Linked DNA regions of Homo sapiens: region 2 is linked to region 1. A link is an interaction called in ENCODE POLR2A ChIA-PET data of the cell type or tissue named here. Cell type or tissue: OCI-LY7. All regions are shown on one strand. Each heading gives the region's core, and the rest is flanking DNA. Links, peaks and the distances in the headings are about the cores only. Region 1 overlaps DHX40 (DEAH-box helicase 40). Region 2 overlaps VMP1 (vacuole membrane protein 1).

Region 1 (15,769 bases), core at 8,815-11,314:
ATAGAGAAAGGGGTAACAGTGATGGTGATGGAGATTCATTAAATACAGAGGAATTGAACACATAACTCTGTGAGTGATAATGGTGAAGGGAGTTAGAAATAGCGAAAGTGAGAAAATAGGAATGATCTCTGTGCTGTTGGATTGAAATTTCAGTGTATCATGATGAAGTTATGGGTTTCATTATAGATGGATGCATGGATGGACACTGGAATAAAAATAGATGTTAGTGTGTGTATATAGAATGTATTTGTATGTATGTAAATATTTATATGTATATATGCCCTAGCTCTGAGATAATAACAATGAATAGACATAGTGCCCAGATCTTGACTTGGGACATCCATCTGCCACTTAAAGGAGTCAGGGGTCTTTGGAGAAATGGGGCTGGGAAAATGCAAGATGAGCCCAGAATATCTTATTTTGCCAGCAAGTAAAGAAGTGATTAACAAAGGTTGAGGCCACGTCAGAAGAACATAGGAGCCAGCATGAAGAGGCCCCAAGTAATCAAATATGAGACACTTTAAGCATCAAAATAAGTAGTGATAGTAGCGGATTATTATGCACTTAATAAAATGTGAAATCGTGTCTATCGTGGTATAAATAAATGAGTAAAAGTTTATTGAGAAATGGAATTGTTTACAAGCACCTCTCCATAAAATTTTTGTTAATTACAAAAGCAAAAAGTAACTTTACAGTGGAGAATCCTGGCATATGTGACCTAAATCAAGCAATCAAAGTGAACATAATGAAATAAATAAAAATCATGTTCTTCCTGATAGGATACAATGAGAAAAACACAGCATTATGTCTGTGATATTCCTGCTAAAGATGCATAACCTGAATCTAATCATCCTGAAACAGACAAACTCAAACTGAGGGACATACCACACAGTAACTAGCCTTGACATCTTTAAAGGTGCCAAGATCATGAAAGTCAAAGACTGAGGAAGTATTCCAGAATGAAGGAGACCAAAGGGAAATGAAAAATAAAGGCAATGTATGATTCTGAATTACATCCTTTTGCTATAAAGGATATTATTAAGACAAATTGGTGAAATGTCAGTGGGGTCTGAGGATTAATTGTTAGTAATGTATCAGTGTTAATTTCCTGGTTTTGATGGTTATAGTCATGTCGGAGAATGTTCTTGATTGTTGATTGTAAGAAGTGCACAGTCGAGTATTTGAGGATGATGGGGTATTAGGTTGGCAGTTTGCTGTCAAATGATTCAGGTAAAAATTTTTTTACTCTCAACTTTTCTGTAAATTTAGATTGTTTCACACTTTTAAAAATATGGTATATCTTGGTTACCCTCTGTATGCCAAACACTGGGCAGGTACTAAAAATAGAAAAGTAGAGTAACATGAGTCCTTACATCATTCTTGATGATACCTGAGTCTAATGGAGGGTACAGATATGTAAGTGAATAATTACAGTGCAGTCTGATCTGGGTTATACTATGAATATATACAAAGTACTATAGGAAATAAATTATGACAAATGAACTAGGTTTATTTTTTTGACAAGTTTTTTGGAATGACATTTAGGTAGGGTAATGTAGAAGAAAATAAGGGCATGAATCGGAAAAATGATAGATTAATTGTCAAGTTTTAGAGTAGTGAAAAAATCATCCCTTTAAAAAGAGATGCAGCATAGTATAACATAAAGAAACCATATTTAAGTCAGAAGAACTGTTTAGGACTTGGTTTTACCATGCGTTAGCGCTGGTGATCTTGAGAAGTCTAGCTAATTTATTTGAATTTTAGTTTTGACTTTTTAATAAAGTTCCTGGCTCTCAAAGCTCATAGATTATTGTTAATATTTGTACTGATTCCTTATACCTAATTGTAGTGACTTATACCTAATTGTAGTGACTGTTTAACCTGTATAATTAATTTAAGATGAATTGGTAGAGAGCTTGTAGTGACAGTTGAATAAATGTAAACCTCTGCTTATAATGCTGTTTGTAGTAGAACATATTGTAATTGTTCATTGCTGAATGTAATGCTCCATTTACTTCATTGCTTTACTGTTGTAGTCTTTATCATTTTGTTTTTCTGTTTATAGATCTGTTGGGAGAACGTTTTGCACAATGGATGGTCGTGGAAGCCCAGTTCACATTCATCCTTCCTCAGCAGTAAGTACTTCATTTTTAATAAAGGGAAGAAATTTGTAAAGTTGTAGAAATAAGTAATATACAAATGTCTTCTACTTTTCACTTTGGAGTTAAATTTACATATATCTATATTACATAGATCTATAAGGGTATTGGTTGGCCTGTGCCTCCTGTTTGAAGAAGATAGGAATTAATTGAGAAGGATTTGGACTATTTGGTTGGTTTAATGTGGAATAGGGCAGGTTATTGAGTTACCATCATTAAAAGAAATGTTTTGTATAGCTTCATGAACAGGAAACCAAACTTGAATGGATCATTTTTCATGAGGTATTGGTTACCACCAAAGTCTACGCAAGAATTGTATGCCCAATCCGTTATGAATGGGTAAGAGACTTGTTACCCAAGTTGCATGAATTTAATGCACATGATTTGAGCAGTGTGGCCCGACGTGAAGTGAGAGAAGATGCAAGAAGGAGATGGACAAATAAGGAAAATGTAAAGCAGCTAAAGGGTGAGTAAATCATTTGTTCTACTCTTAACCACTATGCCATACTGCTTCCCAGTAGTACTTCACTATTTTTGTTTATAAAAATGTTGTGACCCACCTGGGCAATGTGGTGAGATCCCATCTCTAGCAAAATAAAAATAAAAATTAGCCAGGCATGTTGGTGTGCACCTGTAGTCCCAGTGACTTGGGAGGCTGATGCAGGAGGATCGCTTGAACCCAGGAGTTTGAGGCTGCAGTGAACTGTGATTTCACCAGTGCACTCCAGCCTGGGGGTGACAGAGTGAGACACTATCTCTAAAAAAAAAAAAGTGATGATTTATGCATTATTAACTCAGAATCCCCTTTGTTTCCAAGGGGCTTTTTCTTTCTTTCTTTCTTTTTCTTTCTTCTTTGAGACGGAGTTTTGCTCTTATTGCCCAGGCTGGAGTGTAATGGTGTGATTTTGGCTCACTGCAGCCTCTGCCTCCCGGTTCAAGCTATTCTCCTGCCTCAGCCTCCTGAGTAGCTGGATTACAGGCATGCACCACCACGCCTGGCTAAGTTTGTATATCCAAGGGGCTTTTTCTATGAAATAATTAGGACCCTGGTTGGGAGGCATAAATAGTTGTGGTACTGAAATAGGACAGAAAGTTTTTCAGCTCACATACACAGAAAACTTCTTAGTAAAGCTTTTTGAGGCTGAATGATGAAGCATATTGTATTTTCTTTATTTGACATCACTGCAAAATGGAATGGTGAAGAGTTTTGCCGAATAAATCATAGAAAAATCTTTAGAAATGTTAGCCACTAGGGAGGCCAGGCATGGTGGCTCACGCCTGTAATCCCAGCACTTTGGGAGACCAAGGCGGGCGGATCACGAGGTCAGGAGATCGAGACCATCCTGGCTAACACGGTGAAACCCCGTCTCTACTAAATATACAAAAAACTAGCTGGGTGTGGTGGCGGGCGCCTGTAGTCCCAGCTACTCGGGAGGCTGAGGCAGGAGAATGGCGTGAACCCAGGAGGCAGAGCTTGCAGTGAGCCGAGATTGCGCCACTGCACTCCAGCCTGGGCGACAGAGTGAGACTCCGTCTCAAAAAAAAAAAAAAAAAGAAAAGAAATCTTAGCCACTAGGTGTTCTATTACAGTGTAATAACACTGCCACATGCTTGAATTAGGGTCAGTTTTTCTGACTCATTGGCCTTGGTGCTCTTAATTTTGTAACCATAGACTACATTGCTTTTGAAAGGGCAAAATTTAATTTTTCTCTTTATTGTTTTTACTTTGTTAACACTGAAAAATCAGGGCTTCTCTTTCTCTTAACATTTCTAGTACTGAATCTCAAAGCTAAGTTTTATTGGATTAATTTGTAATGTTTTCAGATGGAATATCGAAAGACGTCTTAAAGAAAATGCAAAGAAGAAATGATGACAAATCCATATCTGATGCACGGGCTCGTTTCCTTGAGAGAAAGCAGCAGAGGACCCAGGACCACAGTGACACACGAAAGGAAACAGGCTAAGGTGGTGAACCCTCCAATTCAGGAAGTGGGAAAAGGAGCCAGGAAATGTGCTTCTACTTTGCCAGTTATTTCAGACAGCACTACCAAGAGGAGGTGGTCAGCACTTGTTATTGGCCTATGAACTAAAAGCAAATCAAAGCTCATAAATCAAAGCTCATCAGTTCCCATAAATGCAGTTGTCAAAGAAAAGATTTGGTTGCCATAGTCATAAGCAATGATACATGAAACCAATGAAAGACAGTACATGTAATAATATTTTCCTCAGTACAATTTTGCTGGCCTTAACTGGTATCAAACGCTGTCATTGAGATGTTTTCAAAGAACATTGAGTTGTATTTAATCAGCGTGTACTCCATTTGCATTGAAGCATTAAAAATTATTTTTCTTAAAATCTCTTTAAGGCCTTCTTGTTGCTGTTAGAATAGTGCTATATATCAGGTATGTGACCATTTATTTCAGAAGGCTGAACATAAGAGGTTTCTACTCAGCAATACTTAGATGTCTAACTGTTTAATTGCTACAGAGCTTTATAGATATTTAGAGAAAAGACTTAATCAATTAGTAAATAAAATTGCCTATGGCAGGATTCTTTCTTGAATTAATATTAATCCTTAAATTGATTTTTCTGGGATTATACAAATTCCTTTTTATATAAAAGTATATTGTTTAAAACAGTAGCTATAGCCATTAACCAAAGGACAGATGATATATATATATATGATATATATATATATATAAGTTCTTTTTTAGCTGTACCTACGTACTTATATCAGCACCATGTATGTAGGTGTGATAGTACTTTCAAACAGCGCCTCCACCTGGCCTACTCTGTTATTTCCACCTGTTTGGGTAGGGCCATTTAACTTCCATTATGCCAAACTTGGGATGGGATTTTCGAAGCAGACAACACTATTTCATCGTGTTTCAAATTGGAACCTTGAGGCTAGTTAGTATCACACTCAGGCCACACTCAGCACTTGCCCACTCTTGTTTACTGCCTTGTATTCTAGTTATTTGTGTATTTGTCTCCCTCACTAGATTATACGCTCCTTGTGGGCAGGGACTGTGTCTTTTTTCATCTTTGTATCTTTCATGCACCTAGCATAGTGCTTTGCACATAGTAGTCACTCAGTGTTTGTTAAATAAAGCTATTAGTGTCATTAAAATTCAAAAGACAGTATAATGTGTGTTTTTAGATATTTTGTGTAAAAATTAAGAATCTAAATTTTTTATCGGTAACTCTTCTAGTTATTTCCTTTGGAATCTAGTTTTATGTTCAATAATAGAAACTTGAAATCTTTATCAAAAATCACAAGGACCCAAATTCATGTATTTGTCCCTAAAGTAAGGTGAGTGATGATGGTTTCTCTAAACCTTTCCAGTGTTTTAATTTGTTAATTTTTTTTTTTTTTTTTTTGAGACGGAGTCTCACTTTGTCGCCCAGGCTGGAGTACGGTGGCATGATCTTGGCTCACTGCAAGCTCCGCCTCCCAGGTTCACGCCATTCTCCTGCCTCAGCCTCCCGAGTAGCTGGGACTACAGGCATCCACCACTATGCCTGGCTAATTTTTTGTATTTTTTAGTAGAGACGGGGTTTCACCGTGTTAGCCAGGATGGTCTTGATCTCCTGACCTCATGATGCGCCCGCCTCTGCCTCCCAGAGTGCTGGGATTACAGGCGTGAGTCACCGCGCCTGGCCTAATTTGTTCATTTTTATCTTTAGTGCTCTAGACACTGTTATTAGCACATATTAATCATTTAGTTCTGTCAGTTTCTCTTCTCAGGTGTATTGTATAAGGGCATATCCTCAGATGTGGTGGGAGTGTGTGGATTCTTGGAATGAGAGCTCTTCTAGTTTAGTAAATATTAAGCATATATTCTGAATCTACACCTCACACTCAAATTATATCTGTTGTTTCAGTAATGTCCTTTATGGCATTTTTCTGTAGTTCAAGATTTAGTCTAGGATCACGTATTGTATTTAGTCTCTTAATCTGGAAAAAGTCCTCAGTCCTTGTCTTTCACAACATTAACATTTTAAAATAATATAAGCTAGTTATTTTATAGAATGTTCTCAATTTGGGTTTCTCCAATGTTTCTTCATGGTTATGCATTTTTAACTGGAATACTGCATAAGTAATAGTGTCATGGTATCACGTCTGGAGGTACATGGCATTTTCCCCTTGCTGGTGTTATTAATGTTAATTACTTATTAGGGTGCTTTTTAAATTATATCAACCTGGTTATCCTTATAATTCATAAATAATTTGAGGGAGAGATACTTTGACATTATATAAAATATCTCGTTCCTCATAAAATATGACATTTTGTATTTACCATCAATTGATGATTCTTGCCTGAATCCATTTTATTCTTATGGCTGCAAAATGGTGATTTTTTTTTCTAATTCTTTTCTATATTTGTTGGTATTATATTGTAAGGAAGAGTTTTCCTTGAAGGATGAATGTCTGATAAACGGGTGGGTGCTAAGAAGAGCATGGATCAAGACAGAGAAGTATTTATAGAAAGCCCAGGGGGTGTTTGAGATGGTGGCAAACAGTTGAGTTTACTTGGTGCATAGAATATATATAGGAGAGTAGGTGGCTCAAACTGTTAAGGTCAGATTACAGAAGGCTTTGTAAACCAATCTATAGAATTTGGAATTATTTTATGGATTTGTTAGAAGGGAAGGACATCATTACAGTTTTGGGATAATTGTGATAGTGTTATTGATAAAAAATTTCTGTATCTCAGTTTGCATTGAGAGGACTGTGAGAGCAGTAGTATCAAGGGAATGCTGGATCTAGTTAAGGCAAGAACATGGAAGCAGCCTTGCAGGAAAGGTGGGTTTTATGGAGGAGTTTGTTCTTAGAAGAATGGGAATACACCTTCAAGTTACTAAATGAAACAAAACAGAATCAAAAACAAATTTTTTTTTGAGACGGAGTTTTGCTCTTGTTGCCCAGGCTGGAGTACAATGGTGCGATCTCGGCTCACCACAACCTCGGCCTGCCGGGTTCAAGCAGTTCTCCTGCCTCGGCCTCCCGAGTAGCTGGGATTACAGGTGCGTACCACCACGCCTGGCTAATTTTTTTGTGTTTTTAGTAGAGACGGGGTTTCACCAGGCTGGTCTTGAACTCCTGACCTCGTGATCTGCCCACCTCGGCCTCCCAAAGTGTTGGGATTACAGACATGAGCCACTGCATCCAGCTGACAAATGTTATAATAGAAAAATGGGCAAAGGACATGGTCGGTCCTTTTATAAAAGGGGAAACAGGAGGAAGGGTCAGTAAATAAAAGACAATGAACCTAACTTGTAATTAGGGAGACGGCATTCATTTCCATCAGATTAGCAATAATTAATACTCCTGAAAAGTGTTGGTGGTGAAGAATAAATTGCTTTTATTTAATTAATTAATTTTTCATACAGTTCTGTTGCCCAGGCTGGAGTACAGCATGATCATGGCTCACTACTTCTTTGATCTAGGCTCAAGCAGTCCTCCCACCTTAGTCTCCTGAGTAGCTGAGAGTACAGGTGTGTGCCAACACACCCGACTGGTTGTTTTAAAATTCATTTTTTGTATATATGGGGTGTCACTATGTTGCTTAGGCTGGGTCTCGAACTCCTGGGCTCAAATGATCCTCTTGCCTTGGCCTACCAAAATCCTGGGATTACAGACGTGAGCCACCATGCCCAGGCCAGCTCTTATTTTAGAGAACATTTTGGCAATATCTAGTAAAGTTGAAGCTGTGTACAACCTGATACCTAGTAAGTCCACCTCTAGACGTAGGTGGTCTTTGACTAGCGTATCACATCTGGAGGTACATGGCATTTGCCGCTTATTGGTGATACTAGTTTTGTTTACTTAGGGTGGACCCAGTAAGTCCACATTTAGACTTAGGGGTTTCTCTAGACTAGGAACTCTCAGACTATATACAATATTCTGTGCCTCATAAAATTGGACTCCTATAGATTTAGCGTTAATTGCTGATGATAAATACATTAAAAATGTTAAATACAGCATTCATTACAATGTGAAATACACCATTGTTGCTAATAGAAATCTGAAAACAGCACATATATATATAGCTATATCAGTAGGGAAAAGGTTTAATAAATTGTGATATGTTCTTACTGTTGAATCCTACAGCAGTGAAAGTGATTTCTGAGATTCCTGATGTGTACTCCTATTTAGCAGAACAGATGAACCAGTTCATATTCCAACCAGCAATATATGAAAATGCCAGTCTTACTACACCTCATAGTTCCTCAGTCTTCTAATTATTGACAAAAAGGTGCCTCATTATCTTAATTTACATATTTAGATATTTAATGCTTTTTCCATGTGTTCAAACTGTAGGGAATAATAAAATTATCTGATTTGAATTTGATAAGCCAGATAGTAAATATTTTAGGCTTTCTGGACATGTAATTTCTGTTGCAGCTACTCTGATGTTGTAGTATGAAAGCAACAACAGACAGTACATGAATGAATATCACTTTGTTCCAATAAAACTATGGAGAATGAAATTCAAATTTCACATGTCAGCAAATACAGTCAGCCCCCTGTATCTGGGGGCTCAGTATCTGGGGTTCCACAACCACAGATTCAACCAACCACAGATTTCAAATATTCCAAAGAAAATCCAATAAAAATAATACAATAATGAAAGATAAAGAAAAAAAGAGTATAACAACTATTTACATTGTATTAGATATTATAAATAATCTAGATATGATGTAAAGTATGCAGGAAAATGTGCATATATGCAGACACTACCCATTTTATATGAGAAACTTCAGCATCAACCAGATTTTGGTATCCTCAGGGGGAAGTCCTGGAACCAAACCCCAGCTGATACTAAGGAATGACTGGATTATTGTTTTGATTTCAGGTTTTTTTTCTTTGAGATGGAGTCTTACTCTGTCGCCCAGGCTGGAGCGCAGTGGCATGATCTCGGCTCACTGCAACCTCCGCCTCCCAGGTTCAAATGATTCTCCCGCCTCAGTGTCCTGAGTAGCTGGGATTACAGGCACGTGCCACCACACCCAGCTAATTTTTGTATTTTTAGTAGAGATGGGGTTTCCCATGTTGGCCAGGCTGGTCTCAAACTTCTGACCTCAAGTGATCCGCCTGCCTTGGCCTCCCAAAGTGCTGGGATTACAGGTGTGAGCCACCACGCCCACCAGTTTCAGTTTTTTACCACTTGTATTTGAATCTAGAAAAGCTACTTTTTAATATTCCCATTCTAACTTAAATGATCACTTCATTTGCAAGAAGAGGTCTTAATGAAATGTCAGATTTTTCTGGCTTTTACTTTTTCTTCATAGCAGAGTTGATGAGACTAAACATAATATCAAGGAATCAATAAATTTAAATAGTAATCTTTAATCACCCAAAGATTTTTAAAGTAATCCTTATTACTTGTTAGCTGTTCCTTTAAACTTAATACATGAATAATACAAAATTCCCTTGTGAAGCTGTTAAAGATTTTTCAAAGAAAATGATTAGTCACAGCTGGGCATGGTAGCTCACACCTGTAATCCCAGCACTTTGGGAGGCCGAGGTGGGCGGATCACGAGGTCAGGAGCTCCAGACCAGCCTGGCCAACATGGTGAAACCCCGTCTCTACTAAAGATACAAAAAATTAACTGAGTGCAGTGGTACGTGCCTGTAATCCTAGCTACTCAGGAGGCTGGGGCAGGAGAATCGCTTGAACCCATGAGGTGGAGGTTGCAGTGAGCCGAGATCGCACCACTGCACTCCAGCTTGGGCAACGGAGCAAGACTCTGTCTCAGAAAAAAACGACAATGATTAGTCACATTCTTTGTCCAGATAAAATCCACATATTTTTCCCACCTATTAATATTATTACTTGGTTCTCAGCTAAAATACAGGAAATGAGATGAGTGAACCCAAAATACAGCCTAGCACCCAGTTTGGTGCTTTGTATATGGGAGGTATTTATAAATGATTGTGCCAACTCCAGATGCGATTACTAACAACATAAAGTAGCCTAGGCTTCAAATTAAATGGGTCATGTAATCAATAAATGCTTTAATAGCTGGAGAAGTAAGGTAAATTGAATTTTTTTTTTTTTTTGAGACAGAGCCTCACTCTGTTGCCCAAGCTGGAGTGCAATGACGCCATCTTGGCTCACTGCAACTTCCGCCTCCCCGGTTCAAGCAATTCTCCTGGCTTAGCCTCCTGAGTAGCTGGGACTACAGGCGCCCGCCATCACACCCAGCTAATTTTTGTATTTTTAGCAGAGGCGGGGTTTCACCGTGTTGGCCAGGATGGTCTTGAACTCCTGACCTCAAGTGATCCACCCACCTCGGCTTCCCAAAGTGCTGGGATTATAGGCGTGAGGCACCGTGCCTTGCCGATAAATGGATTTTAAGCTGAGTCTTTGAGGGAAGAGTAGGACCTGCACTGAAACAAAAAGACAATTTGTGGGGTTGGGGAGAGGAACCAGATGTAAACAATGGAAAGGTTTTGGTGTCACTTTGAGAAGGATTTTTTGGAAGGGTTTTGCAATGTCCATTCTGTATCTTGGGTTAACACTAGTAAGTCAAATGGAGAATAATTTGAGTGTCACTCATTCCTACAGATAGAAAAATTTTAAAGTAGCTTGGGCCGGGATTTTCCTTTTATCATGTGCCATTGTGTACGTGTCTGCTACTTCATTTAGTTCCTTTTTTAAAAATGGAATTTTTATCACTTCTGTGCAAAGGTTAAATTTTTTTAATAAATTAATAATGGAATGTTTAAGCCTTCCTCAGTAATGAGTATAATCTTATCTCTCCATCTGATCTGATGGGTCAACTATATAGTAACTAAAATAGACTGTAACAGCTGTCTTCATCATTAGTTTTTATTTTCACCATGCATGTAGAATGCTTTATATTGTAGTCCCTTATTATCTGAGGTTTCATTTTCTGATGTTTCAGTTACCTGTGTTCAACTATGTCCAAAAATAGGTAACTACAATGATATTTTGAGAGACCACATTCACATATAACTTTTATTATAGTACATTGTTATAATTGTCCTATTTTCATTGTTAATATCGTACTGTGCCTAATTTATAAGTTAAACTTTATCATAGGTATATATGTATAGAAAAAACATAGTGTATACTGTATGGGGTTCAGTATTAGCTGTGGTTTCAGGCATCCTCTGTAGAGGTCTTGGAATATATCCCTTGTGGATAATGGAGGACTACATATTTGACTGGTTGGTGGAGTTAACCTAAGGAGACCTTTTCATGACTCTTTAAACTTTTAGGTTTAAAGGTTGACTCGGAAAAGAAAAACAATTTATATCAATAAATCTAAGGTAGGCTTATATGAATGCTGCATACTTTTCATCACTGCAGTGTTGTGGAATGAAAAGTAATTGTATGGATTTTATACTATACAACATTAAACTCATAGTTATTTGGAATATGAGCAACCAGGAAAAGAAAATAACCAGGTATTTTGTTTGATTTACATAGTAATCTACTTTTAGTAGTCATGACAGGATGAGGTATGGCATTTTAAAAAAAGTAATTCCTAGTATTGCCTAGGTTTGGTACTACTCAGATTAGGTTACATTTGCAGGAGTACTATACAACAACTGTTCACTTTGATGAATCTGAGGCCTTTAAGGTTCAGAACTGCTTTCCCTATATCAATTTTTTTTTTTCAAAAAAGGCTTTACAAAATAATTTAACATTGAGTATTTAATTTTACATTGCAGGTACTGGAAAATATTTGTTGAAGAAATTAATTATTCCTTAAAACTTTATTATTGAGTTAACCAAAACTTTACCAAATCTCAGTCCTTAGCTATTCTGTTGCGAAGAAGTGAGAGTTTACTACCATTAACAAGGCTGCAGATGTACACTGCTACTGGCAGAACTATCCCTAGAGTGGCAAAACTCTACATTTCCCAAGGGAACATATCTGTGGGTCATGTTTTGCTTTGGAGACAGTAGTAACTCTAGGAGGTGAACACAGAACGTTCTACATATTTAGAAATAGAAAAAAGAAATAGCCCTTAACAATTAATCCCACACTCTCACCCTCATTACCTCTTCATTCTATAGATGCTCTCAAGCTTCTTGTGACTTTTGTTGCAAGATGTTGTGACATGGCATCTGACTCCCTATTGATCAGCAGGGTTAAAATCCTCCTGGGTTTTCCTATCCACAATGTTCTGTGAATTGCTATATTTAAACTAGCTTTTTTTTTTGAGACGGAATCTTGCTCTGTTCCCAGGCTGGAGTGCAGTGGCACACTGTAGAGTGGCAAATGAAGACATATTTATCTGATCCTCTGATATGAAATCCCCTATTAATAAACACCTTTCTTAAAAGTGCTATATAAAAGTATGCTTATAATAGGAATGTTTCCTTTAATTTGTCTAGAATTGAAAGGGAAATAGGCAGGGGGGTTCAAAAAACAAAAGGGAAATTGAAGGCATCCAGAAACTTATTTTATTTTTGAGACCGAGTCTCGCTCTGTCACCCAGGCTGGAGTGCAATGGTGTGATCTCGGCTCACTGCAACCTCCACCTCCCAAGTTCAAGCGATTCTCCTGCCTCAGCCTCCCAAGTAGCTGGGATGACAGGCACCTGCCACGGTGCCTGGCTAATTTTTGTATATTTAGTAGAGGTGGGATTTCACCATGTTGGCCAGGCTGGTCTCAAACTCCTGACCTCAGGTAATCCGCCCGCCTCGGCCTCCCAAAGTGCTGGGATTACAGGCTGAGCCACCATGTCCTGCCTAAACCAACTTTTGTGAAATGGCTTTTTAAGGTAATGTCATGAACCACTTCATTCCTCTGCCAGGGTCTTATTTAACCCTTCAAAAACATGGGTGGGCCCTATATAATGTGACTTCATTCTACATTGGATCCCCACAAAGCTAGTCTTGGCTTTTCACTTGGAACATGCCCAATGCTGATACAAAGTAAAGATTCACTATAGATCTTATTGCTATCCATCGTACGTTATAAAACTTGTCTAAATATTTAAAGGTTTAAAACAAGCCTGCGCAGTGGATGTCAAGAGTAAAGTACGTTTCATAGTAAAATTAAAATGCCATTAAAATTTTGTTCTTGTGGGGCTGGGTGTGGTGGCTCATGCCTGTAATCCCAGCACTTGAGGAGGCTGAGGCAGGCAGATCACCTGAGGTCAGGAGTTCAAGACCAGCCTACCCAACATGGTGAAACCCCTGTCTCTACTAAAAATACAAAAATAAGCCAGGCATGGTGGCTGGTGCCTGTAATCCCAGCTCCTCGGGAGGCTGAGGCAGGAGAATTGCCTGAACCCAGGAGGCGGAGGTTGTGGTGGGCCGAGATCACACCATTGCAGTCTGGCCTGGGCGACAAGAGCAAGACTCCGTCTCAAAAAAAAAAAATTGTTCTTGCTTTGTAAATGCTGCTTTCTTTTCTTCATTTTGGAGCGGGGAGCCTTGCCGATAGTCAGTGACTTGTACATTTGTTTACTGGCATTTGATAGGCTGCTCCTTATCTTGCATGAAAAAATAAAGACCTAGCCAGTCTAATCCTGCTGGGATTCATATCAGTGGCCCCAGGGGGTTGAGATGCTTCAAAGCTACTGTTTAAATGGCAAAACCAAGTATCTTACTTGGATAATACTAAAGTATGTCCTTTATGGCTTTATTGGAATCTGAATTGTAAACATTTGGTACAGTGGATTAAAGTTCTGCTTTAAAATTAATTTCTGAGTATGTGAGATATGCCTTTTCTTTGTGACTTTTGCAGTGCAGTGAATTCAGGCTGTTTTTAAAAGGTCAAGTTTTTAAAAGGCAGGGGCATTAGTGCTAGGGCTGCTTGAAGATGAACAGCTAATGGAGAAATCCTACAGTGAAAGGGGTTGTTTTTTTTTTTGTTTTTTGTTTGTGTTTTGAGGTGTCATTCTATTGAGTGTTTATATATATATATATATATATATATATATATATGTATATATCTCCATCCTAATTGTTGGCATAACATTAAAATTAGTGACACAACACAGGTTTCTTGTATAGGTTTTCAGAAACTAGCAGTCCTCAAAATAACAGACCAAGCAATGTAGTTTTTGCTAATGGCACTTGCTGTGACTCATGATAGTCTACTGTTGATGAGCATTCCAACTAAAATAGCTTTCACTTCACCATTGATTAACATGGCTACCTTGCTAAAACATTTTCTGAAACCAAAAGCTAGAGTGATCATTCATAGCATTGTCTTATTAAAAGACTATGTCATACTGTATCGTAGAAAAAGCCATTCTGGGTAGTAGGATTTGCTTCCTGGTCTATTAGGTTATCTGTTCTCCCTTCTAACTTGAGGTAATGTCTGAAAACAGTGCCATTCAGGTATTGCTTAGGTAACTAAACCAGTGAAACCAGTGAAACTGCCTTTATACTGTTACCAAGAACAGCAGACTCCCATTAAAAAAAAAAAAAAACTCTTATTACCCTACTCAAATTATTCATCTTTAAAAAGGCATAGGGTTTTTTTTTAATGTTTATCATCTTGACTTTTTTTTTCTCTTGAAAATTTTTGGATTAATTTGAAGATCATTTCAAAATGACCCAGGATATCACGATCTATTTTTCCTCTTCCTAAATTATTTCTCAAAACAGTGTAATTTCTATGTGTGATGACGTAGCAGTCACTAACAACCTCAGCGCACTTTTTGGTTAGATATTCCACTCCAAATAGCTAAAATCAACTGCTTTTGGGATTCTAAATGTACTTAAAGTTACAGGGTCTGTATGAAAATGCCAGACACTAATTAAATTTTGGTGGCCCATTCATGATACGGCTCTTTTATCTCCGGATTCTGAGATTGAAAAGGTGACTTGATCAAGCTATTGAATTACTGTAATAAAACAATTACTCCCTTAGAATTTTAATTTAGAATTTGTCTACTTCCAAAAAGGGTTTAAAGCAGTTATTACTAGACTGGCATTAGGTTATTTCAAATGTTGCGGAACAGAGGATCTTCGTGTATTTAGCTTAACAATACAAAAAGAAATTTTGCAAGCATAAATATTCACTCTTACAACATGGTGGCAAGGCTTTTCTTTGCAGAACAATCTTTGCCCTCTTACCTGCCAGACTCTTCTCTCATGCTCAGTATGTGAGACAGTTAAGTAAAGGGAAAAACACTAAAAGCAACTAAAATGATTGGCAAACTTCTCACTGTAACCTAAACTGCTTAGCATACAAAACTATCGTCTACCCAATAGGGTTTTATGTCCTTTAACTGAAAAGGACACTAAAAATAATTATTGTGGACTTGAGCTTTTCTCTTTCGGCGGGGCGGGGGGTGGGGGGGGAGAATCACCTCTCTTACAAAGATAAAAGGCACAGAACTAACGTCTTTCATCCTTTATTGTATTGGTGCGATTATGAAATATTATTATGGCTTATACTTTAGCAAGAAAGTACCAGAAAGGTTATTATTAATCGACAATGAATGCCGTTGATACCTTCATGCTCTTTGAAGACAGGATGCTCCGGCTTTGAAGCGCTACATTTCTACATTGCTAACCTACAGGAACCTATGTTGAGGTGGTCCCACCGAAATACACGGCTAATAGTTCATCTCTTTCCTCCAGGAACCTTCAGGTTTTTTTTTG
Region 2 (15,769 bases), core at 6,768-9,267, 190 kb after region 1:
GTTAAACATACACATACTGTATGATCCAGCAATTCCATTTGTAAATCTATACTCACCAGAAGGATATGCCAGAAGACATGTACAAGAATGTTCATAGCAGCATTATTTATAGTAACTCAAAATTTCCTTCCTGTAGGAGATAGCTTAAAAAGGAAAAATAAGGCCTGGCACTGTTGCTCAAGCCTGTAATCCTACCACTTTGGGAGAGCAAGGCAGGCGGGTCACAAGGTCAGGAGTTCCAGACCAGCCTGGCCAGCATGGTGAAACCCCCCCCCCGTCTCTACTAAAAATACAAAAATTAGCCAGGCATTGTGGCACACGCCTGTAGTCCGAGCTACTGGGGAGGCTGAGGCAGGAGAATTGATTGAACCCGGGAGCAGAGGTTGCAGTGAGCCGAGATCACGCCATGCCACTGCACTCCAGCCTGGCGACATAGCAAGACTCTGTCTCAAAAAAAAAAAAAAAAGAAAAAGAAAAAGACTTTTTAAATAATAGTTCAAAAGCGGAAGCAACCCTAATGTCCACCAACAATAGAATAAATTGTGATATACCTATACAATGGAATAATATGTAGCATCTGCAACAAATTGATTACTGCTACATGCAACAGCATGGATGAATCACCTGGACATAATATAATGTTAAGCCAAAGAAGCCAGACATAAAAGAGGACATACTGTATAATTCCATTTATATAAAGTTCAGGCCAGGCACAGTGGCTCACGCCTGTAATCCCAGCACTTTGAGAGGCCAAGGCAGGCAGATCACCTGAGGTCAGGAGTTTGAGACCAGCCTGACCAATGTGGTGAAACCCTGTCGTTACTAAAAACATACAAAAATTAGCTGGGTGTGGTGGCATGGGCCTGTAGTCCCAGCTATTCAGGAGGCTGAGGCAGGAGAATCACTTGAACCCGGGAGTAGGAGGTTGCAGTGAGCTAAGATCGCACCATTGCAGCCTGGGCAACAAGAGCAAAACACCATCTCAAAAAAGTAAAATAAACTATGATAAAATAAATTTTTAAAACGAAGTTCAAAAATAGGAAAAGCTAAATCTGTGGTAATGGAAGCCAATGTTAGTGGTTATTTTGCAGGGAGTAATTACTAGGAGTGCCACCAGCAGGGTTTCTGGAGTTCCGGTAATGTTCTGTATCTGGATCTCAGTAGTGGTTACATGGGTGTGTTGTAAATTTCCATTAAGAGGTATATTTTAGATTTGTATGCTTTACTGTATACGTTATGCCTTAGTTTAAAAAACTACTCATACTGTTTTCTCCTGCAACCTGCCCATGTAAATTTGGTAACGGAAATACATCTATACATCGAGAAATCCACTTAATCCTGATCTTGACCCAGAAATAGTTGATAGCTCCCTATTTTTGGCACAACACTCTGAAATGTGTGGTGTTCACAGTGGATTATGTATTTCCTGTGTGTATACATGAAAAAAATTTGTGTTGATCAGTTCTCACGTAACTTTTGAAAAGTGTAATTTGGATAAAGCATCATGAGACCTACTACAGTCACAGCTGCCTCTAGATCAATGACTTTTTTACTTCTTTTTTTAAACTGTAGCCAACAATACAAAATACATTGTACTTAGCAACCCAGAGCCAATTTGTGTGTAACTAGAATAAATGTTTCGTGAAATAGTATTTACTTCCATTGCTTGTGAGGTCTCACCATTTTATTCTGTTCATTAAAACACAAGATGTAAGGCCGGGCACGGTGGCTCACGCCTGTAATCCCAGCACTCTGGGAGGCCAAGGCAGGCGGATCACCTGAGGTCGGGAGTTCCAGACCAGCCTGACCAACATGGAGAAACCCCGTCTCCACTAAAAATACAAAATTAGCCAGGTGTGGTGGCGCATGCCTGTAATCCCAGCTACTCGGGAGGCTGAGGCAGGAGAATTGCTTGAACCCAGGAGGCAGAGGTTGCAGTGAGCCGAGATTGTGCCATTACACTCCAGCCTGAGCAACAAGAGCGAAACTCCGTCTCAAAAGAAAAAAATAAAAAGAAAAAGCAAGATGTAATTTGTTACCAACTAAATTTTCACACCGCATTTTAATTTAATGAAACTGCCCTAGATAATATAAATATGAGTATAAACAGAAACCCAAACTGAATTTTGTTTTCAGATTTCTAGTTACATCTAGTTTTTGAGTACTTAATAAATTTAGCTAGTTGCCAAAATAAATGTTTCTTACTGTTTCAGAGAATAGTCAGATCCTTCTTTGCTTCTGGTAGTTTTTAGTTATGCCTGCATTGATTTTGATAGATATGAGAACTTATGTTTATATTGCATGTTTTACATATAATCTCTTCTTAAAACTTCTAAATCTCTAAGTTACTTTCAGAATAAAATATCCTTGCTTTTATGAAATGTGTTCATGTGATGTATTCTGCTTGCAGTATTATAGAGTTTTACCCTAATTTCTAATATATATAGAAATACCAGTGACCATCTCTGATTTTACAGTTGGCTTTATCTAACCGTGTAAGCCATCAGCTGGATGTTAAAACGTTTCATTTTCAGGAATAGTTACACAACTCAGTTCTCATCACTTTTTGTTCTTAAATGGGTTTGCATTTTGTTATCCAACATCTTATAGCTAGTAATTTAAAATTTATTAACTATTTTCTTTGTTTTACAATCACTTTATTTCAACAATATCCCTACTTTTTTGGTAATTCTAGAATTTATTTCCTAACCACAGTCTTTATCCCGTGACCTTATTATGTTATAATTCAATAACAATAAATAATGTGTGACTTAAAAATATGCTTCACTTGGCCGGGCGCAGTGGCTCACGCCTGAAATCCCAGCATTTTGGGAGGCCAAGGCGGGAGGATCACCTGAGGTCAGGAGTTTGAGACCAGCCTGGCCAACATGGTAAAACCCCATCTCTACTAAAGATACAAAAATTAGCCAGGTGTGGTGGCAGGCCCCTGTAGTCCCAGCTACTCGGGAGGCTGAGGCAGGAGAATCACTTGAACCCGGGAGGCGGAGGTTACAGTGAGCTGAGATCCTGGGGGATAAGAGTGAGACTTCCTCTCAAAAAAAAAAAAAAAAAGGCTTATTTAAAGAGGACCTACTCAAATATGCAAAATTAAAATATAAGCAATTACTTTAGTGATATTGTTGAGGAAGTCAACAGTAAGAATATTTTGTTCACTTTGAATTCAATTAATGCTCTATATTTTTAAAATAACTCAAAGAGCCCTGATAATGGGTAGAAAATAGTTATTAAGGCACTTTTTACTTTGTGTTCAAGAAAGATTTGAAGTTATAACTGCATTACAGAAAGTTTTACATTGCAGTTTCTATAAAGATAATAGTTAATTGTATAATGTATTTCATTTTAGAAAATATTTAATGATACGTTATTAGGGTCTTAATAACAAGTTATTGTTTCAGACTCATTGTCTACTATGCTGAAAAAACTTAAATTATTAAGTCATCATGACAAGTCATTCCATTTCTGCTTAATAGAGTTTTCATTGCTTGGCGTGCATATTTGACTAGCACGCAGAAACCAGCAAGTAATTTTTAGGTGGCACAAGAGCTTCACAAATAGACTATATTTTAACATAAATTTCCATTACACATGAGGAATCAGTATTGAAACAGTTGCTCTGAGGCTTTTAATATTGGCTGTGAAATCACTTCAGCTCCAAATCCAAAAGAAAGCATTATTAGCTCAGTAGTTTTAATATATACAGTCATATGCCACATAACAGCCTTTCAGCCAGTGATGAACTGCATGTCTGACAGTTCATAATGGGGCTGAAAAATTCCCATCACCTAGTGACATGGTAATGTAGCACAACACATTACTCACATGTTTGTGGCGATGCTGGTGTAAACAAACCTATTACGCTGCCAGTCATATAAAACTATAGCACATACAGGCTGTGCGCAGTGGCTCATGCCTGTAGTCCCAGCACGTTAGGAGCCTGAGGTGGGCAGATCACGAGGTCAGGAGTTCGAGACCAGCCTGGCCAGCATGGTGAAACCCCATCTTAACTAAAAATACAAAAATTATCTGGGCCTGGTAGCGCGTGCCTGTAATCCCAGCTACTCAGGAGGGTGAGGCAGGAGAATTGCTTGAATCCAGGAGGCAGAGGTTACAGTGAGCCAAGATCGTGCCATTGCACCCCATCCTGGGCGACAGAGCAAGACTCCATCTCGAAAAAAAAAAAATATATATATATATATATATATGTGTGTGTGTGTGTGTGTGTGTGTGTGTGTGTGTGTATGGCACATACAGTTATATATAGTACATAATACTTGATAGTAAATGAAATGTGTCATTGGTTTATATATTTACTATACTATAGTTTTATCTTTTGTGTGTGTGTATGTTGAAGGGGGAGATCATCTTGCTCTGTTGCCCAGGCTGGAGTGCAGGGGTGTGATCACCGCCCACTGTAGCCTCAACTTCCTGGGCTCTGGCAATCCTCCTGCCTCAGTATCCCGAGTAACTGGGAACACAGACTTGCATCACCACACCCAGCTAATTGTTTTTTTTTTTAATTAGTTATAGAGACTTGGTCTCCTTATGTTACCCAGGCTGCTCTGGAAGTCCTAGGCTCGAGTGATCCTCCCATCTCGGCTTCCCAAATTGTTGGGATTATAGGCATGAGCCACTGTGCCTGGCCCAAAATATCTTATATACCATATTGTATTTGTACCTTTTTTATATTTAAAAACATATTTAGGCCGGATGAGGTGGCTCATGCCTATAATCCCAGCACTTTAGGAGGCCGAGGCAGCCGGATCACCTGAGGTTAGGAGTTCAAGACCAGCCTGGCTAATGTGGTGAAACCCCATCTCTACTACAAATACAAAAATTAGCCAGATGTGGTGGCAGGTGCCTGTAATCCCAGTTCAGGCAGGAGAATTGCTTGAACCTAGGAGGCAGAGGTTGCAGTGAGCCAAGATTGCGTCTTTGCACTCTAGCCTGGGTAACAGGAGCTAAACTCCATCTCAAAAACAAAACAAAACAAAACAAAAAACATATTTAGGCCAGGTGTAGTGACTCACGCCTGTAATCCCAGCACTTTGGGAGGCCAAGGTGGGCAGATCACTTGAGGTCAGGAGTTCGAGACCAGTCTGGCCAACATCGCGAAACCCCATCTCTACTAAAAATACAAAAATTAGCTGGGCATGGTGGCACGCACCTGTAGTCCTAGGTACTCTGGAGTTTGAGGTGTGAGAATCGCTTGAACCCAGGAGGTGGAGGTTGCATTGAGCCAAGTCACGCCACTGCACTCCAGCCTGGGCGACAGAGCGAGACCCTGTCTCAAAATAAAATAAATAAAACAAAATAAAATAAAAACATGTTTAGATACACATATACTTACATTGTGTTACAATTGCCTACAGCATTTAGTACAGTAACAGGTTGTGTAGGTTTGTAGCCTAGGAGTGGTAGCTATACTAGATAGCCTAAGTGTGTAGTAGGCTATATAACATCTAGGTTTGTATAAATACACTGCATGATGTTCACACGACAATGAAATCGCCTAACAACTCATTTCTCAGAATATATGCCAGTTGTTAAGCCACACATGACTGGAATGGGTTATAAAGGCAGGTAATTTAAACTTCCATAACATATTAACCAAGTATACATTTATCTTCGGTAACATTGCATTGGTTTTACATGTTTAGGGATTTTCTGTTGCTTTTATTTCATTTTTTTATGTCGCCCAGGCTGTAGTGCAGTGGCACGATCTCTGCTCACTGCAACCTCCGCCTCCCGGGTTCAAGCGATTCTCTTGCCTAGGCCTCCTGAGTAGCTAGGATTACAGGCGCCAGCCACCACGCCTAGCTAATTTTCTGGGTTTGCTTTGTTTGTTTGGTTTTGAGAAAGAGTTTAGCTCTTGTTGCCCAGGCTGGAGTGCAATGGCACGATCTCGGCTCACCACAACCTCTGCCTGCCGTGTTCAAGCAATTCTCCCACCTCAGCCTCCCAAGTAGCTGGGATTACAGGCATGCGCCACCATGCCCGGCTAATTTTGTATTTTTAGTAGAGATGACGTTTCTTCATGTTGGTCAGCCTGGTCTGGAACTCCTGACCTCTGGTGATCCACCCGCCTTGGCCTCCAAAGTGCTGGGATTACAGGCATGAGCCACCGCATATGGCCTTCTGTTGCTTTTAAAGAGATCTTTTCATATGGCTTCCTCGTGAAAATGAAAATGTTTACTGTTACTGTTTGAAGATAAAAGTTACTTCGTATATTTACATTCATGTTGACATCATTAGATTCAAAGATCAATATTTTGCAGACTGTTATTAGCCTTGTAGTTTCTCTTCTCTCTCAATCATAAATATCTTTCTTAAGAAAAAGAAATGTGAAGCAACAATGGTACAGGCATATTCATAGTTTAAGGCTTTGTCTTTCTGTATTTAATCTTGAAATTCAGTGATAAGGAATTGCTGTGACTTTTTTTTATTAGTCTTGTAGTGCTTGGGAAAATGTTTCTTGCGTCTCCTGTTTCAGAAGCGTGATTGGTTTACATATATAATCACTATGGGTTGTGGTAGGAAAGGTAATTTATTTACCTATAATTGGTTTTATTTTTGTGAAAAAAGAAAAGTAGAAAATGATTTGTAATTGCTAATTGTAAATGCATGCTTCATATTTAAGTAGACTTAGAGAATGAAACTATCATCTCAGGCACTTAAGTTGTGAAATAGGTAAAAGTTGTGAAATGTAAATACAGAGAAATGGAACTAATAAAAGGTGTTTGTTTTTAGTTTATGGATTTTTGAAAAAGTGAAAAATGACATGTGAGGAAGTAATCAAATTGGTCATGCTACATTGTTCCCCACAATACTCCAAAACTATTCAAATGAAATATTAATTTTTTTAACTTTTAATGGGAACATTGAATACCTAACATACAATTTGTTTGTAATCTTTTATTTAGTTTTTCTTAAAAATATTGTTTATTATTGGTGTGTATTTGTACTCAGCTTTTTTATTTTACTTGGACTAAAAAGAACAGCAAAATTTGTTTAAAATTTTTTTTAATTTTATAAAAGGGATTTTTTTTGTTTTGGTTTAGCTTTTTGGTGGTGTTAGGTGTGTGAGTAATAGAGTCAAGTTTATTAACAATATACGTAGAATAAAATTCTCATTATAAAGGCAAATGAGAATATATATATTTTAGTTCATAAACAATATTATTCTAAAATCACAATAAGAGCCGCCAAATTATACAAATAATTAAAAAATATACTGAAGTTGTTTTTAGAAAAACAAAGAACTTTTAAAACTACAGAGCAACAAGGAAAGCAAAATTGCACGTAACATATAGAACATTTTGAACAATAAAAGAATAATGTTTTCAATAAAATTATTACATAAAGCTGTTAAAACTATATAACTAAGTTTTATACATGTGGCTTTGAAAGTAAAATAAATTTGGGCCTGGCGCACCGGCTCAAGCCAGTAATCCCAGCACTTTGGGAGGCTGAGGCGGGTGGATCGCCTAAGCTCAGGAGTTTGACACCAGCCTGGGCAACACGGTGAAACTCTATCTCTACTAAAAATACAAAAAATCATCCGGGCGTTGCGGTGTGTGCCTGTAGTCCCAGCTACTCAGGAGGCTGAGGCAGGAGAATCACTTGAACCCGGGAGGCAGATGTTGCAGTGAGCCAAGATCGCACCACTTCACTCACTGCAGCCTGGGCGACAGTGAGACTCCAGCTAAAAAAAAAAAAAAAAAAAAAAGTGAAATAAATTTAAAATAAGAAACAATAAAATATGTTCGTGTTTATCAAATCTAAACATTAAACTTTAGTTATTTTACTATTTTAAAATACCAATGCAGTGCTTTCCTGGTTTTGTTTTCATTACACTGGCAAGGAAAAAAATCAAGAAAATACTGTCCATCAAACTGCATATTATGCTAATGTTTATTTTCTTGAAATAAAAACAACTGTGCAGACTTCATATTAATATAATTTCAGTAAATGTTTGTAGATTATTTGATATATAATGTAATTTAAATTCTGAGAATATTGTGAAAGACCTGGAAAAAATTATGGGAACTGAAAGTAGCATGGTCACTGTGTATGTTAAATACATAATAAAATTTGTGAAATCCTTTTTCAGTAGATGACTTTCACTCTTTTTAAAAAGTAAAGCTCTCCATTAAAAAGGCACTTTACTTGTTTTCCTTATAATACATGCCAGCTTCAAATTTAAAAATTAAAAAAGGTAAAAGGAGGTTTCAGCTTCACGTGTTCGGATAGATTAACTCTTTGTGCTCAAAAAAAAGATTGTTGAAGCTCCCTTAAGGATAACTAATGAGGAGCACCCAGGCATCTGAAAGAACGAGAAGTCTGTTTTTCGTTCTTGCCTAATTGCCGTTAAGCAAAGATACTCTTCCCTAAAAGGGAAAAATGGCTCCTTACGTGTTATTCCTCTTTGTTAGTAATGATCACTGTGTTTTGACCTCTTTTCAGGATGTTTTTTAAACCATGTTTTCTGGTTCTTCTGTAGTCTTAAGTATGTTTGATATTGTTAGGTGATCTGCATAATGTTTAATCATTTTTTTCTTTATATAAACCAGTTGGTATAATTATACCTCTTTTCCTATTTAAGTTTGTATGTGTATATGTGATTCTATAGAGTAGAAAAATGCCATCAGTTTGAAATGATGGCACAATCTTAGTCACTTGGTTTAAATAAATAGAAAATTCTAAAGCCTTAAAATTAAGATAATGCTCTTTGGCAAACTCAAAATAAAAGCAAAAAAAAAAAAAGGAAATTAATATAAAAGAAAGCAGGACACCAGACCTTCTAAATACAATACTTGTTGATCTTGTCTATACCATTTAATGTAGAAAAACTAATTTTCTATAATTGTGTCTATTAAAGGTGACATTAATGCTGATAGAAAAATATTCCCACATATATCTGACTTGGAAAACTTATAAAAATTGTGCTGTCTTTAAAATAAAATTTGTATGCTTTTTTTGTTGTTTACTTTACCTTTTCTTGGCAATTGAATACAATCTTCCCTCTCTTAAAAGTGGATTTGCTATGAAAATTTTAAGGGCTGTAAAGGAAGGCATTTTCCTGATTTTATATATTTAATTCTTGTGCTATAGTAATTAAAATTTCATAACTAGTTTTTAATTTAATAGTATCTGTTGATACTTTAGACAATTAAAACATTTTTTACCAGTTTTTATTTAGTGCTTCAAATGGATTATAAACTTAGTAATTTGGGGACTAATTGTATAAATTGTTAAAAATAAATGGATTTTGCAGAAGGATAGGATTAGTGAAAAGGAGCAGTAAATAATAAAATGTAATAGAAATAGAAATGTAATTTGTTTTTAAAATAAGCTATATAGGAAAACTGATTGATTATATATTCTTATATGGTTTTAAATCAATAAAACTCAGTATTTCACATTTAATGCAATAGATGCTAAGAAAAAAATTAACCTTCAGCTAGAAATCTAAATAAAAATAGAAAATACCCTTTGCTGCAGTAGTTCAGTTGTTTAAAAATATTAAATCTGAGGCCTGGGGTGGTGGCTCAATGCCTGTAATCCTAGCACTTTGGGAGGCCGAGGTGGGAGGTCAGGAGTTCGAGACCAGCCTGACAATATGATGAAACCCCCTCTCTATTAAAAATACAAAAATTAGCCAGGCATGATGGCGGGCGCCTGTAATCCCAGCTGCTCAGGAGGCTGAGACAAGAGAATCGCTTGAACCCGGGAGGCAGAGTTTGCAGTGAGCCAAGATCATACCATTGCACTCCAACCTAGGCAACAAGAGTGAAAGTTTGTCTCAAAAAAAAAAAAAAAAATTAAATCTGATATAACTGATTTAGTGAAAAAGTAAGTCTAATCCCAAAAAGAAAAATTAATAATTATCTCTTTGGAAATAAATTATAAAATTGCTAAATTTTGTTGTAGAGTTTAGCTAATGATTAACTTTGAGAGCCTATGTATTTGGACTTGAAAGTGTTTATATTGACTGATCATATTTTTTTTTAATATAGTTTATTGGTTTGGTTTCTTTGACTTTCTCATCATCTTCAACAAGTAGAGTTAGGTTTTTTGTTTCTTTGCTTTAATTTCAGTATTAACTACTGTGGTAATTTGGTAGGTCTATTCTACACAATATTATTTGTCAAAATGTTTTTGTAAGTGGGGATACACAGATTCTGTGCCAATTAGAGAACTATATTTTTCAACTAGTTTGCTTTTCTGGCTTTAAACTTTGTTTCTCCTCTCTATGATAGATCTGTCCAGCTTCTTTTTTGTTTTTTTGTTTTTTTTTTTTTTTGAGACGGAGTCTCGCTCTTGTTGCCCAGGCTGGAGTGCAGTGGTGCGATTTCAGCTCACTGCAAACTCTGCCTCCCGGGTTTGCACCATTCTCCTGCCTCAGCCTCCCGAGTAGCTGGGACTACAGGCGCCTGCCAGCACGCCCGGCTAATTTTTTGTATTTTTAGTAGATACAAGGTTTCACCGTGTTAGTCAGAATGGTCTCGATCTCCTGACCTTGTGATCCGCCTGCCTCAGCCTCCCAAAGTGCTGGGATTACAGGCCTGAGCCACCGCGCCCGGCCGGATCTGTCCACCTTCTATATTCTCTTTATTGTCTTTTAGAAAGTTGAACTAAAGGCCGGGTGTAGTGGCTCATGCCTGTAATCTTGGCACTTTGGGAGGCCGAGGCGAGCTGATCACCTGAGGTCAGGAGTTCAAGACCAGCTTGACCAACATGGTGAAACCTCGTCTCTACTAAAAATACAAAATTAGCTGGGCGTGGTGGCAGGTGCCTATGATCCCAGCTACTGGGAAGGCTGAGGCGAGAGAATCACTTGAACCCAGGAGGCGGAGGTTCCAGTGAGCCAAGATCGCGCCATTGCACTCCAGCCTGGGCAACAAGAGTGAAACTCCGTCTCAAAAAAAAAAAAAAAAAAAGAAAGTTGGACTAAAGAGAGTGGAAGAGGTTCTATGATATGAAGACTTATTAATAAAGCATTTACACACATTCAAAAAATAAAGCATTTACACATTAGCTCATTTTTTGTCTTATGAACTATTTTCATTGGAATTTGGATTTGAATATATGCCATTTCAAAACCAGAAAATAATTAAAGTCAAATATTTGTAGCATCAACATGCCGAAAGAACTAGCCAGCCGAATGCATGTTTCAGCATGGGAGGAGGTAACAGAGTGAAGTAAAAAGCACTGATTTCACAGTCTGAATATTGAATCATGTCCTATCTTTGTCCCTAACTGACATTATGATCTTGATCACTTACCCTTTCTGGGCTGCAGTTTTGTGGTCTATAGATTGGTTATAATAATATCCACTATACCTACATACCAGAATCGAAGGCTCAAATAAAATCATGGTGAGAATGTTTTACAAAACTAGCACAAGCTGTGCAAATGTAGGATGTTCTTTTGCTTCTGGGATAATGAATGCTTACTTATTGCCACATAACTGTTTTTTCCATCTTCTGGCTAGTGATCGGCAGAGATGTATTCATGAAGTCTGGCAAATTATAGAAGAAAGGAAAAGGTAGATGTTGTAGGCCAGTGTTTCCAAAATAATAAATTGGTTCATGGTTAGTTTACAGTATTTTGTTAATCCCTAGAATATCCAGAGAGAATACTAAATTTAAATTTACAGTGTTTTGGTTTATTCTTAAAATGTGGTAAGAGCTTAACTTTAAGGATGTAATAGTCTATCATTATTTTACTTGTGTTTCAGTGAACAACCTACTGTAATTTTTTTCATCATTCATCTTATTAATCAGTGTCATCAGATTGGGAGATCTTTAATAAACTCTAGAAAGAACCATCTTTCCTTCTTTTCCTACTTCTCATTAATGTTTCTAAATTTGCCTTTTTACAGGACTTTGCCTCCCGGGCCAAACTGGCAGTTCAAAAACTAGTACAGAAAGTTGGATTTTTTGGAATTTTGGCCTGTGCTTCAGTAAGTGAATTGTATTAAAACAGAACTTTTACTAAGTGGTAGTGTTATATTTTGATCCATATATACTCCTGAATTAACAAAAGTGCTATCACTTTTATTGGGTATGTAATTTTGTGAATCATTCACCTTTTTTTTTTTTTAAGACGGAGTCTCCCTCTTGTCACCCAGGCTGGAGTGCAGTGGCATGATCTCGGCTCACTGCAACCTCCATCTCCTGGGCTCAAGCAATTCTCCTGTCTCAGCCTCCCTAGTAGCTGGGACTACAGGCATGCACCCCCACGCCTGGCTAATTTTTATATTTTTAGTAGAGGCAGGATCTCATGTTGCCCAGGCTAGTCTCAAACTCCTGGGCCCAAGTGATCCACCTGCCTCGGCCTCCCAAAGTGCTGGGATTACAGGCATGAGCCACTACACCTGGCCCATTCAACTTTTTTTTTTTTTTTTTTTTTTTTTTTTGAGACAAGAGTTTCACTTTTGTGGCCCAGGCTGGAGTGCAATGGCACAATCTCGGCTCACTGCAACCTCCACCTCCCGGGTTCAAACGATTCTCCTGCCTCAGCCTCCCAAAGTAGCTGGGATTTCAGGCGACTGCCACCACACCCAGCTAATTTTTTTTTTTTTTTTTTTTTTTTTTTTTTTTTTTTTTTTGAGACGGAGTCTCGCTCTGTCGCCCAGGCGGTAGTGCAGTGGCGGGATCTCGGCTCACTGCAAGCTCCGCCTCCCGGGTTCACGCCATTCTCCTGCCTCAGCCTCCCAAGTAGCTGGGACTACAGGCGCCCGCCACTACGCCCGGCTAATTTTTTGTATTTTTAGTAGAGACGGGGTTTCACCGTTTTAGCCGGGATGGTCTCGATCTCCTGACCTCGTGATCCGCCCGCCTCGGCCTCCCAAAGTACTGGGATTACAGGTGTGAGCTACTGCACCCAGCCCAATTCAACTTATTAAATGAGCTGTTTTCTGTTGAATAGGTTCACATCTTGTTTATTGGCTTTTAAGTATTTCATCATGTAGTGATGACTTCAGACCTAAATGGCTTAAATCAGTAAGAATAAAAGAGACAAAATCCATTCTTCCAATGAAGAATATACTACATTTAACCAAATTAAACTACATTTAACCAAATAAGGATGACTTCATTCTTTCCTCAAATTTATAGATAAGAAGTCTTTTTCCAAAGTTTCAAGTATTAGTTACAAGGAAGAATTTATATAAAACCTGTTTAAAGCGATGTTAGCTCAGGGCTACTCTGATTTACGTATCTTAAATCCTTTTTTTGTGTTTGTTTTTCTTTTTTTGAGACAGAGTCTCCCTCTGTCACCCAGGCTGGAGTGCAGTGGCGAGATCTTGGCTCACGGCAACCTCCACCTCCCAGGTTCAAGCGATTCTCCTGCCTCAGGCTACCCAGTAGCTGGGATTACAATCATGCACCACTACACCCAGCTAATTTTTGTATTTTTAGTAGAGACAAGGTTTCACCATGTTGGCCAGGCTGGTCTCGAACTCCTGACCTCAAGTGATCTACCCACCTCGGCCTCCCAAAGTGCTGGGATTATAGGCATAAGACACTGCGCCCAGCCTACATATCTTAAATACTTTAAATTCATTTTCATTTCAACATGAGTTGGAACCTTATGATAAAGGAAAAAAAAGTTATAACTCATAGAATTATGAGAGTCACATGAGCAAATATAACAAATAGCAGGTGTGATGCTGTGTAAATGATATTATTATATGGTTGTAAGAGATGAAATAATCCTAAAGCATTTGAATTTGGATGAGAAAAACAAAAATGAGTCATTGAATCCAAGTGTTACTAACAAAGGAATACTTGAATTCTAATTTAGTCATGTCTTTTTTAAAGATCATATGTGACAAGTATTTTTTAAATAACTAGGCTTTTCTTTCAAAGTTCAAAAATGAAATTATATAAATTAATTGGCTTATTAATGGTTCAGCCAACAGCCACAAGGTCAGAGTACTTTCATAGGAGAAGAAGGGATGAAGTGCTCAAAAACAGCTTGTGGCTTCTTTGCATTTTTACATGAAATGTCTTTTAGCATTCTTAAAATGTGGGAATGTTTGGGAAAGGTATTTGTTGTGAATTACTTCTTTGTCTGGGACTGAGTATTCAAAACATCTGAATCTGTGTGATCTCATATTTCCACACTTGATCTTCTTTATAAATTGTGTCACATAGCCCTCAGACTTGGTCTCTCGTAAAATAAAATACAAATTATTAATATTTTATGTTGAGAATAACAGCACATCCACCCATAAATGTATTTGAGAATTTATTAAAATATTTGCTAATGATATGAGTGCTTTCCAGATAATATTCACATTTCAAGCTAAAGATTTTAGAACCCTAACTGCTGAAACAATCTTAAGGCTCTTTCTTCACTCATACCTCACCTTAGAAAACAGCCACCAAATATCCAGGAATCAACTGAACGGGATTAAATTCCTGCAGGTCCACTTACTTTATCCAGTTCTCATGTGATGGGCACACACACAAACACACACACAGTGCCTTAGCCATGAGTAATATAAGCAAAAGGACACCTTGGTTTGCTGTGAGCAGATTGAACACCTAAGGTGAATATGAGACCCAGCTTCTAGACACATTAGGATGTTTGCCTAACCTCCTTTTGAACAATCCAGTAGTGATCAAGGAACCCATATATTGCTTTGCAGTGTAAGCAGGCTGAAAGCAGAATACCACATATCAATGGGTGATAAAATTAAATTGTTCTTTGGATTATAATATGGAAGTCCTTCTTTTTCTCTCTATAGATTCCAAATCCTTTATTTGATCTGGCTGGAATAACGTGTGGACACTTTCTGGTACCTTTTTGGACCTTCTTTGGTGCAACCCTAATTGGAAAAGCAATAATAAAAATGCATATCCAGGTAATTATACCCCCTGATTCACTGCCTAATGATGATGAACCCATTACAAGACAATGAAACATGCTCATTCCTAAGTGAATTATTTAGTTATTCTTTCTGCTTTTTTGGTTGGTAGCTTACTTAGGTAATACCACATAGAATGTCATTTGGAATTAGTGATCTCCTTGTTTTCTTTCTTTTCTTCTTTCTTCCTCCCTCCTTCCCTTTCTTCCTTCTTTCCTTCCTTTCTCTCTTTCTTTCTTTATTTTTTGTCCTGTTTAACTATTTATCCAGGACTTTCACCAAACAAAAATAGTGTTTGTGTGCAGAAAGATGCACATCATTTTTATATACACAGCCCAAAAAATGTAGTTTTTTGTTTGTTTTGTTTTGTTTTACCAACCACAAGCTGAGAGAATATTGCCATTCACTAATTCTTACTTTCTTTCACATACTCTATATATATAGAGTGTGTAAAGCAGTTCCTCCCATGTTACCAATATCCTTTACCGAAAAACAGCCAGATGTTAGTGTGGGAGGAGAATGGGGAAGAAGAGGGTCTCTGAAGAGGCGAGGAGATGTGGGTTGTGGTCAGAGAAGTGAGAATCTGCTAGTCCTCAAAGCCACTCTTAACAAAATCTTTAGGATGGAGGGTGTGTGCATGTGTATGTGTGTGTGCACACATATATGAATAGAGAGGAGAGAAAAGGTTAACAATTTAAACGAAGGGAAAATGGATATGTGCTTCTAGAACTGTGATATGAATTACTTCCTTCTAAGGGCAGATCTCAATAGAATAAAATAAAAATTAACCTGGAAAGAATTTGTTTTATATCAGTATGGTTTGTAACAAAGAACGTTATTAACCAAAAGAAAGGAAAGAACAACCAAGCG

What was found. Peaks named below come from ENCODE experiments on the same cell type or tissue, not always from the same donor. Only the 100,000 strongest peaks of a DNase experiment are listed, where the experiment ranks them.
Region 2: POLR2A ChIA-PET joins it to region 1 with 6 read pairs; 3 of 35 experiments call an interaction of 5 or more read pairs at or near these places.

The regions. Positions count from the first base shown.
Region 1 is chr17:59,603,050-59,618,818 of GRCh38, forward strand. It overlaps DHX40 (DEAH-box helicase 40), which reads left to right. Exons shown (of 18, transcript NM_024612.5): 16 at 2,066-2,135; 17 at 2,397-2,625; 18 at 3,984-5,296. The coding sequence ends at 4,123. Among named protein-coding and RNA genes, the nearest start is that of CLTC, 9.0 kb to the right of the region's middle. RefSeq lists an enhancer at 15,280-15,769. In OCI-LY7, for the core only: no CTCF peak of the experiment used is centred there; no DNase peak of the experiment used is centred there.
Region 2 is chr17:59,796,891-59,812,659 of GRCh38, forward strand. VMP1 (vacuole membrane protein 1) reads left to right here. Exons shown (of 12, transcript NM_030938.5): 8 at 11,906-11,986; 9 at 14,780-14,896. Among named protein-coding and RNA genes, the nearest start is that of MIR21, 36 kb to the right of the region's middle. In OCI-LY7, for the core only: no CTCF peak of the experiment used is centred there; no DNase peak of the experiment used is centred there; H3K4me3 peaks cover 1,195 bases; H3K27ac peaks cover 533 bases.